Regions from separate parts of the Mus musculus genome. Here region 1 is linked to region 2. Evidence: chromatin contacts called from ENCODE POLR2A ChIA-PET data. All regions are on one chromosome and are shown on one strand. Each heading gives the region's core, a stretch centred on a gene start or an enhancer-like site at or near the end of the contact. The rest is flanking DNA. Distances are from core to core; before and after follow the strand shown.

What was found. ChIA-PET counts read pairs that join two places held with the same protein, here RNA polymerase II (POLR2A).
Region 1: POLR2A ChIA-PET joins it to region 2 with 14 read pairs in embryonic stem cell. The contact joins the promoter of Ssh3 here to the promoter of Pold4 in region 2. POLR2A ChIA-PET finds 5 or more read pairs at or near these places in 3 of 5 experiments (Patski and embryonic stem cell).

What each region holds. Positions count from the first base shown.
Region 1 is chr19:4,265,878-4,270,971 of GRCm38, forward strand. It overlaps Ssh3 (slingshot protein phosphatase 3), which reads right to left and starts at 3,356. Exons shown (of 14, transcript NM_198113.3): 1 at 3,138-3,356; 2 at 2,668-2,708; 3 at 1,870-2,101; 4 at 645-760; 5 at 498-569; 6 at 230-295; 7 at 1-121. The coding sequence starts at 3,203. It overlaps Ankrd13d (ankyrin repeat domain 13 family, member D), which reads right to left. Exons shown (of 15, transcript NM_026720.2): 13 at 5,089-5,094; 14 at 4,917-5,008; 15 at 4,303-4,672. The coding sequence ends at 4,459.
Region 2 is chr19:4,228,849-4,234,025 of GRCm38, forward strand. Pold4 (polymerase (DNA-directed), delta 4) reads left to right here and starts at 3,045. Exons shown (of 4, transcript NM_027196.4): 1 at 3,045-3,340; 2 at 3,615-3,704; 3 at 3,900-4,011; 4 at 4,366-4,786. The coding sequence starts at 3,244. The coding sequence ends at 4,390. It overlaps Gm45928 (predicted gene, 45928), which reads left to right. Exons shown (of 4, transcript NR_132309.2): 2 at 3,615-3,704; 3 at 3,900-4,011; 4 at 4,366-4,784. The region is part of intron 2 of LOC102631992 (a long non-coding RNA gene); the gene reads right to left.

The DNA.
Region 1 (5,094 bases), core at 2,106-4,605, 37 kb after region 2:
ACCCTGGTCAGAGTTGAGTTTCTCCTGGTAGTAAGTAGCCCAGGCAAGGGCACTGCCACCAGGCACAAGGCCACTGCCTAGAGCTACCTCACATGCCTGGTGCAATACCTGCAGTGTGGCCCTGGGACAAGAAAGAGGGGCTAAGTCACTCAGTCCTACTTGGTTCCCTCTCCTGGGCCTGGCTGCCACCTAAGAGCCTGGCCCAAGGTTAGGGCTCTGCAGCGCTTACCACATGGTCTGGATAGAGACAGGCTTGAAGATTCGGCTTTGACCACCAGATGTCACACTGAAGCCCCTGCAGGAGACCCAGGGAGGGTGGAACCAAATACCAGGCTCTCAGAGAACCTGTTCATTTGCCAGATATGGGGATGCTGAGGCCCAGAGTTAGGTGACTTGCCCAAGATCATAACGTATAAGAAAGTAGGTCCCAGCACCGCCCCACTGTTCAATGCCTGCCTCCCCATTCTTCTCTCTCCCCTCCTGTTGCTGCCTCTTACCCATCGCCGTCCAGGTACACCTGGGTATCACTCCAGAGGGGCAAGACCAGGCCCAGGGTGCAGCTGTGGGAACTGGCAGGGGACAGGAGAGCCATTGTTCCTCAGCACCTCACAGCCTTGGCCCAACCCTTCTCTCCCTGCTCCTACCTGCTGTCAGGGAAGTCCACCCCAAGCAGGATGGCCTCCTCACTCAGTTCTTCTCCCGTGGATACTACCAGCAGGTAGCGAAGTCTGGGGGGTCGGGCTGCCTCCAGCTGGGCTGCCTAGAAAGATGGAAGAGGCCCTGAATTATAGGAGCTCCAGGATCTGTTTCTTCACTCCACATGGACACAGCTCACATCTTGACAGCCCCTGTACCACCAATTCCTAGACAGAAGATCAGTGGCTACTGGAGAATATAGTGGTACTCCTTTTTTGCAGTTTGTGACTCAACAAACTGTCTTTTGAAGTCTGACCCCCAAAACTGTGCTACTTCTGGCAGTTTCCGCAAGAGAGTATCTGAGTGAGAAGGCGGCCATCCTTCTTGCGGCCTTCAAGAGACAACTGAACTAAGGGTCTTCTGGAAGAACGGTCAGAACTCTTAACCCCTGAGCCACCTCTCTAGCCCTGCTACTAGCAAATATTTTATTTGAGAAATGCCTCCTACCACAGATATTAATCTTTGTTTTTGTGGTGCTAGGAATTAGATGTAGGGCCTCACACATGCTAGAAAGATTTCATCTTATAATGGCTTAGAACAACATTCCTGGGGCTGGAAAGATGACTCAATGGTTAAAAGCATTGGCTAATCTTCCAGAGGACCCAGACTCAGTTCCCAGCACCCACATGACAGCTCACACCAGTCTGTAATTCCAGTTCCAAAGCTTCTGATACCTTCACACAGACATACATGCATGCAAAACACCAAAACATGTAAGAAAAAAGACAAACAACAAAACCCTAGGGCTTCTGTTCTAAACAGCTTTTCCAAAGCTCGAATCTTCTTCATTCTTTGCTGCCAACAAGAAGTGTCTGCCTCCACACACTTTCTGGAGCTGGCCCTTAGGTTCCAGGGGATCCCAGACTTCTTGGGTGCTCTGGTCGCCTGACTGGCACTTAGCTGCCAAGGCGTACTACACAACCCTGGGAGTATGAGTCCATCTCTGGGCAACTCACTAGTATCAACAGAGGCCTCCTGTGGATTAACAGAGACCTCCCTCATATAACCCCAGCTCTTGGCTCACAGGGGACAAACCTCCCTTGTCCATTCCCAGCCCTCCAGAGACAGATATGCCCTTGCCTTGCTGTCTCTAGATGAAGTGGCAGAGTTGTTGTGGCCCCAGATCTCATAGCACTGATCTTAGATAGACATGAGCTCCGGGTGGTTCCTTACCAGGCGGATATCATCCTGCGGCCTCAGCAGCTCCACCATGAGGTGCAGGTGCCGCTTTTGCACTTGTTTCCAGGGACTCTGGAGTCCTTGCCCTTTGTCAGTCTGGTCCTCGGTGGGCTGTTCCTCACCTGAGGGTTCCTCCATTGGCTCAGAGTCAGCCTCAGATGCAACATTACTGTCCCCTCCATCCTGAAGTCCCAGGACAGCCCCTCGGAGCACCGCAAAACTCTGCCTGGCAGAGCGATGGGGACATGGTTCAGGTCATAGGTTTTCAAACTTTAGGGAGGCTGAGTCCCCTGGCTGGCGGAAGTGGGCTGCTGGCCCGCTCTCCAGAGTCAGATGGGCCGGAGTGAGGCACAGTTTGCACTTTTGTAACCAGGACCCTGATAGCGGTAGGCACCTAGAGCCAGCCTTGGGCTCTCAGGCTCCTCCTCACCTTGTTTTGCACCTTTGGAATGTGTTCCTTTTCGGGGTGGACTCAGATGCTATAAACTTGTTTAAGCACTTATACTCCTTCAGGTCCCATCCTGCCCTTGGTCCTGGGATTACTGGGCGAGCCAAGGTCCAGGTAATGTGTGAAAGCATCTACTGGCCAGGGCTAAGTTAACCATGCTGGTTCTTCCACAAGCCAGAGATGTGATGTTTGCCAGCTCCACCCACAGCATCTGCCTCCCACCTAAGCATGAGTTTATCTGACAATACTTAAGTGAGTCCTTGGTCCAAGCAAGACATCAGGAGTCCACAATGGCAGCAGCTAGGCCACAGGCTATAAGGAAGCATTTGTCAGACAGAACTCACCTGCGCTGGAGCCGGCCTCTGCGTCTTACCACTCGGTCCTGCTGAGAAAGCAGCCCGGGAATAGAGTAAGAGAGCAGCTTCCAGGACAGGAAGCACCCAAAAGCCTCTCCTCTTCCTACAAGGGAGCGCTAGGTGGAAAAGAAATCTCTTTCCTCTGAAGCCGCTCCCCTCCAACAGGCCCCAGAGAAACCCGGCCTAAGTCCAGGTACAGCAGTGCTGCAAGGATAGGGGGTTGCAGAGTGTGGGAGGTATTTGGGCAGATCTGGGCTTCAACAGACCCGGGCGGTTCTCAGGATTCCGCATCTACCTACGTCGAGCTCCTGGGAGCCTCAGGGCCTCCCAAGTGCCTTAAAACGTGAGACTCAAGGTCCCCCTCCGCCTACTCCCAGCCGTCTGCTAGGGGCAGGACTTGCTCCCTAAGGCCTACCTTGGCAGCCAACTGTAAGAGCGTAAAACCAAGCTAAACTCACCGTGGGTCCCACAGGCGTGGAGTGGCCACTTGCCGGCGGCGAGCGACTCACTGTGACCAGCGCCATAAGGTAGGCAGGCCCGGAACACCTGGGCGAACACCCGGCACGACCCCTCCCTCAGCCTTACGGTCAGTCCCTGCCTTCGCACAACCAGGAAGAAGAGATTGGAGCCACCAGGGCCTGGCACCTCCTCGGGAGCGGCCCTTAAAGGGCCCGACTCATGACCAGTCTGGTCGCGTAGAGCTGGTACCGAGCGACAGCGGCCCCGCCCCTGCGGTCTCGGTTCAGCTTGCCCCGCCCCGACCGCGCTAGAGGCGTGGTCAAGGGCGTGGCGCAGGTGAGCCCAGACCTCACTTTCCCTGCTTTGGTCGCTTTGCCCACAGAAGGCTTTCAACCCTTCTTGCTGCACCCAGTAAGACTTGGACCCCCACTGTTTGGTTTATGCTATGGTTTCTTGGAAAGGAAGGAGCAAGGGCAACAGTTTTGTTTTTGAGACAGGGTCTCACTATGTAGCTGACAGACCTGAAACTCATTATATAGAGCAAGTCGCCTAAAACCCAGAGATCCACCTGCCTCTGCCTCCCAAGCACTAGAATTAGAGGCATGCGCCACCATACCTGGGAGGCAATGGGTCTTAAATCTACCACCCCATTCCAAACTTGCTCTCTTTTCTGCTTGGCTGTCATTCCTCTACTCTTGAGAAGATCTGGGAGAACAGAAGGCCTTTTTGGAATTTTTGCAATAGTCCCCAATACCTGTACGCATTTCAGGTCCACCCTAGGGGTGACTAGGACAGGGCTGAGCCCCTTCCCCAGAGAGTGACTTGCTTAAAGGTTCATTCTGGTAGAAAATACTTGAAACAGGGGGAACCTGTGCCTGAGTTTTGGGGATGAGGTGGGAGCTTCCCCCAGTAGGTAGAATAGGAAGACCCAGCCCAGCGGGAGTATGGACCATCAGGCTGGGTGGCAGGCAGAACCTGGGGTTGGGGTAGCATCCAGGGAAATTTCAGAATCTCCAGGAACTCCTGCCCCGTGAGAAGTGGTCTTATTTTCTAGCTGTAGAAATGGAGGCTCCAAAGCTGCTCAGTGCCAGCTCCAGCGAGGACTACCCATCAGTAACCCCATCCAGTGTCCCCTTGGTTCCAGACCACGCAGGACAGCAAGCCTACTGCTGATGGTCTCTTTATTTCCACCTCAGTCTCACTGCTAGCCTATCTTCAGTGCCCAGGTCCCAAGCTCAGCAGCAGACAGTTTATAAATAAATAAATTACAAAACCAGGCAGAAGGCATGGCCCTGGGGAGCCGTCCCAAGGCCAGGCAACTCAGTGCTCTGTGAGTGACAGCTGCAGGATCCGCTGTAAGTCGTCTTCTTCCTGCTGACCCCGTCGCTCCAACTCCTCCTGTTCCCTTGAAGACAACTCCAGGGCCAGGCGAAGCTGCTCCTCAAAGCTTGGGGGTGCAGGGGATGGAGGTGTCTTCTGAGGAGATTCTGGACCCCTGGACTCTGTGGACAGCTGTAGGCTTTCCTGCAGGGCCCTTCAGGGTAAGGGTTGAGGGGAGAGCAGACCAGTGAGAAGGCTTGGGGAGGAGCCAAGCCCATGCAATTTTGAGAACAAGGTGTCAGGGACAGAGACAAGCAGGCCCTCTTTTGGCTCTTCATGCTCCCCACGGTAAGCAGCATTTTGCCATGTGAAGGCATGGAGCCCTTGGATCAGAACTCCCTGGCTTCCCACCCATCACCAGCAGCCAGGGACCCACACACAGTTCCTGAGGGACTCACTGCTCCAACTGAAGCTGCTCTTCAAACACTGTGACTCGGGGAGGAGGGTGAATGCCAGGCCGTGTGTTGGTCAGGGCTTCCCACACCGTCACCTGCAGCAGCCAGAGCCCAGAACTGTCACCTTGGGCCTGTGGCTGTAGAGGCCATGACCCACCTTCCACTTGCATCCCACCTGCTC
Region 2 (5,177 bases), core at 1,795-4,294:
CCTAAACTGGACTGAATTTCAGCTCAGAATGAGTAGCAGGGCCTGAGTGGGGGAGTTGCTAAGGAGAGAGAAAGAAATGGGAGAGACCTCACATCCCATTGAACTCATGCAGCTGCTGCCCTCCCTCACTTTTACCTGCCCCATCTTTTCAGCTCTAACTGGCTCTGTCCATATGACCCATCTCAAACTGAAGGCGAGGGACTTTCAGGATGTATATTTGTGAAGAGTGCTGACCCCACCCAGAACTGTCACACTGAGTAAAGCTAAGATGAACCTGCTCCCACAGGAGCCGCGCGCAGTGAGTCTCAGCCCCAGGGAGTCCCAGGTCTAGGTTTCTGTTCAGGTTGTTTGTTCTCCTGGTCTTCACAGGACTTTGACCTTGAACCTAATAAGGCTTAGGGTATTTGCAAAGTATAAGTTAACTCCATCCACTTCTATCACCAGCTTCTGGAATCAGTGCTGACCAAAGACACTTCGTATACAAGACAGAATTGAGCCACTAACTTAGACCACCAGTTTGGTCTCCACTCTGAGAACTCTGCATCAAGCAAAGTGTTCTAGGCAGGAAGGAAAATGATGAGGTTAGAGAAGAAAGTAGGAAAACACCCAAAGATAGGAGACCAAGTCAGTGCCCTAACCACCTTAGAGACACGTCGGATACTGAGCAGCCAGGATGATCCATCTTATTGCTCACCTGGAGAGGACAGCATGCTTCCTAGGGAGAGCTCCACCCCCACACACCTCCCCCACCAGAAGGCTAGTGCTAGGGTCCCTGCACTGAAGCAGAGCACTCCAGATCCCTTAGGGGCTGAGGGAACCTAAAGCCCCTGGGAGGTATCTTTCCAGTCAGTGTTGGAGAAGCTACCTGGACCTGAGCCAGGCAGATCTGGGGTGGGGGCTGAAGGGAGGGCAGGTAGGGATGGCTCAGCCAAGATCCACAGAGCAGGTCAGGGTGTCAGGAGCTGCCAAAGGAGACAAGCGACTAGGCGCAGGCAGTGGAGGGAGCTGCTGTGGCCGCCCAGCGGCACACCCCATTTCACGCTCCCTGGGCGGTGGCAGGCCCCACGGCTATCAGCTTTCAGGGGTGGGAGGGACCAGGAATGAGGAGGGGTCTGCCCCACCCAGGCTTCCCTGCTCCCTCAGGGCTTTGTGGACTCAGGAAGTGGGTGCCACATACCTTTGGGAACAGCCCCAGAATATCTGAGGCCTTCTTAGGGAGGAGTGGTGGTCAGTCCCACGGAGCCTAGGAGCTACCCACTATAGAGCCTCACTAGACCTAATGCCTGTGCCTTTCCCTGCCTAGTAGAGAATTCTCCCTGTCCCCCTTCCCAACTCTGTAGGGTCTCTTCTCCCAGATGTCCAGGAGACAGATGGAGGGATCAGACCTGAGCCACCCCAAACAATGGGTCCCAGAAAGGCCTTCCAGGTCTTTGCAGTGTGCCTGCAGCTCCTTCTTCTTCAAGAAGCTAATGGGGGAAGGCTAGCAAGAGGAGGTCCCTGGAGACACAACCTTCTGCCCACCACTGGTGGGTTTCTCTTTGGAGGGGTCCTCTTCTCTGCCTCCACACACACGGGAGGCCAGCCGAGTGCTTCCTAAGCCAGATCACAGAGCTTCCAAAAAGGAGGGCAAAGGCCTCCAACCAGCCATCCTTGCACCCCTGGAAGGAAGAACCGGATGGGCTCTCCAGAGGGTGATTAGTGCTGGGTCAGTCCAAGTGCTGGTTCCCAGACTCCCACGGGCCAGCATTTTCACCCGCTGCCAGGAAGTTGGTGAGGGGGAGGTGGTAGTAGGGGTGAGTCAGTGATGACAGGAGCCCCAAAACAAAGGTCATGGGTAGAGAATTGAGAGACGCTGTTTACAGCAATTACCTCCTGAGGTCTTCTCCCAATGCCTACCATTCTCCTCCAGCTCTAAGGCATTCGTGCTCCTGCTCTCCTGTCCAGGACTAACGACTGTGTATGTCCCTCTCTCTACCGCGCAAGCCTGGGAGCTTCTGCCGCACACGGGAAGCTAGTTAGTTACACAGTAGCTGTTACTAAGAGCACTTCTGCAGCACACGGGAAGCTAGTTAGTTACACAGTAGCTGTTACTAAGAGCACTTCTGCAGCACACGGGAAGCTAGTTAGTTACACAGTAGCTGTTACTAAGAGCACTTCTGCAGCACACGGGAAGCTAGTTAGTTACACAGTAGCTGTTACTAAGAGCACTGATCACAATTTGCCTACACTTCCCACTTGCAAAAAAACTCTTTTGATATCTATTTTGAGTTAGCATGTGGGAGATGCTTAGAACTCGGCACATGGAAAGTCCAATATGAGGGTTGGGTTTATTGAAATTATTTTCTGCTCATGATACACATTCAGAAAAAAACAAAAACAAAAAAACAGAGCAGATCTGTCAGTTAAGAACTGGGGATATGAACCCATGGAGAATGGAGACTATACTTCTGGCGTCCTGCTTGGAATGGAATCTTCCTGACTAGCAAAGTGGACAGAGGCAGGCTGTGGGACTTGACAGCGGCCACAGCAACCGCATGCCTGGGCTGGGTGGACAGTGGCTCTGCCAGCAGACTGTGAGAAAGGAGCCTTCTGAGCTCATGAGTTTCTCCAGCAAGGTCTCCTGGGGCCAGTAAGAGCAGCAGGGAAGGACCTGGACTAGTCCAAACTCTCTTTGGACCTACAGATCTGATCCCACAGCGCTCTAGGGCCAACCGGCAGGAGAAAAAGGTTCTCAGGGGACTTAAAAACTGGCCATGGGGATTAGTGAGGCTGAAAAGAACATTTGCCTAGGAAGGAAAAACGGGAAGTGAGAGGCCGAGGATAACTCTCTATATGTCCCAAGGGACCCAAGTGGACCAATGAGAAACCCGAGGAGGTGGTGAAGTCTGGGGCATCTTGACAGGTTCTTGGTTCCGCCTAACCCCTCCTCACTCGAAACGCAGCAGCAGCTACCCCGCCCCCCGTCTTCTGCCGATTGCCATTGGCTAGAATTAAGGTCCCGCCCCGCAAAGGCCGTTTGCCATTTGCTTAGGTCTCTGATGTTTGCGTGCTTGTGGGGGCGGAAGACAGGCGTCATTCCCTGGAACCTAGGGACTTCCTCTCTCTGCTTGTCTGGGTCAACTTGTCTGTCCATTGCTGGCCCATCTCTCTCTGGCCCCCTCTCTCACTCTCAGCAGCTGTCTCTCACAGGCCCGCTGCCCTGCCTTTTCTTTGCCTCCTGCTCCGCCTGCCTGGGTGGCCGCCATGGGTCGGAAGCGGTTCATCACTGACTCCTATCCTGTTGTGAAGAAGAGGGAGGGGCCCCCTGGGCACAGCAAGGGAGAGCTGGCACCCGAGCTAGGTCTCTAAAATGTGGGGGTGGCAGGAAGAGTGGACATGAAGTGACCAGAAAGGACTCTGTGTGTGTGTGTGTGTGTGTGTGTGTGTGTGTGTGTGTGTGTGTGTGTTGGCTAAAAAGGGAAGCTAGCATGTCTCGCACTTCCGATGAGCTGTCTGTCTGCTGGATGGCAAAGGCAAATGGGTGGGGAGATTGCCAGGATATAGAGTCACAGCTCTAAGTCCAGGGTAGGGCAAAGGCCTGGATGTGCCTGAGGAGCCACCACATGTTATTGCAGGGGAAGACACCCAGTCCCTCAGCCAGGAGGAAACAGAGCTGGAGCTGCTGAGGCAGTTTGACCTGGCCTGGCAGTATGGGCCTTGTACAGGTGAGCACCCCATTTCCAGTCCCTCCCATCAGGCACATCTCTGAATCAGTTCTGTTATCAATGTGTCTCAAAAGTAATCCTGCCTAGCTCTTGGACACTGTCTCCTGAAACTGACTATGGAGGCTCAAGAAACTGCCGTCCATGTCCACTATCCTGGATTCTCCTGCCTATCCTGTCTTCTTTTCCTGATGGCAGGTATCACAAGGCTGCAGCGCTGGAGTCGGGCAGAGCAGATGGGCTTGAAGCCCCCCCTAGAGGTGTACCAAGTGTTGAAGGCACACCCTGAAGACCCTCACTTCCAATGCAGGTCAGGATAGGCTGGGACAGCTTTCAGGGGAACCAGGGACTTCTCCAGGAGCTGCCACCCTCTTGGTCTACGTAGGGGCTACCTTGACTTGGAGAAGTGGGAACAGACTTAGACGGTCCTTCCTGTCAAGCAAGAAGAGTCTGGCTCGAGATAGATCTCGATAATGATCCTTACCTCTATGAGCTGATGGTGGGGGACGGGTATATCTAGGGCCCATGGAGCTATCCATGAGTCCTGAGGTGTTCACCAGAGCCACAGGATTGTAGGCAGTAAGTAAGTAAGAACTAGAGACAGTCCATCAAGGAACAGAACTGATGTGGCTATGACTTCCTTCTCCCACCCTGTCTTCCACAGCCTGTGGCATCTCTACCCACTCTGAGGTACCCCCACGTTGTCCTTCTCTGGGCACCTCCTAGCCACCAAGAACTTCAGGACAGACATCATGGCCTGCTCTGCTCATTCCAACCTTGGAGAAACAGCAGGCTGACTGTGGAGGTCTTCCTGGTTCAGCTTCTTCTCCATCTAAACAGCAGGCTGCTGAAGCTCCTGGGACCTGTGAAGCTGAGCACCTCCACGCCCTAATCATGACCACCAGATGCCCACCCGCCACACCCCTGACCTACGGTGTGGCAAATCCAGCACAGGCTGGCATAAACCAGATGTCGGCAGATAACCTAAAGGGCCCACCTTGGGCATCTAGCTGAGGGCACAGATGAGTGAGTTATTGGATCAAGGAGCTCACTAATGCTTACAATAAAGTACATTAAGCCTGAGATTCTGACCTTACATCTCTTAATATGCTCTAATCTAGCCGGCAGTTCCCAAACTGTAAGTGGGCTGGAGAGCCAGCTACAGGCTTTTTTTTTTTTTTTTTTTTTTTTTTTTTCTTTACTTAGGCTGGCTACAAACTCAGAAATTTGCCTGCCTCTGCTTCCTGAATGCTGAGATTAAAGGGTCCCAATATGGGGCGGGGGACAGTGCTGTGACTGGGATGTAAAGTGATTAATTAATTAACTAATTAATTAATGGGGAAAAGGTTTCACTATGTAGTTCTGTTTGTCCTAGAACTCATTATATAGACCAGGCTGGCTTCTAACTCACAGAAATCTACTTGCCTCTGTCTCCCAAGTGCTGGGGTTAAAGGCTTGTGTTTCTATACCACAAGG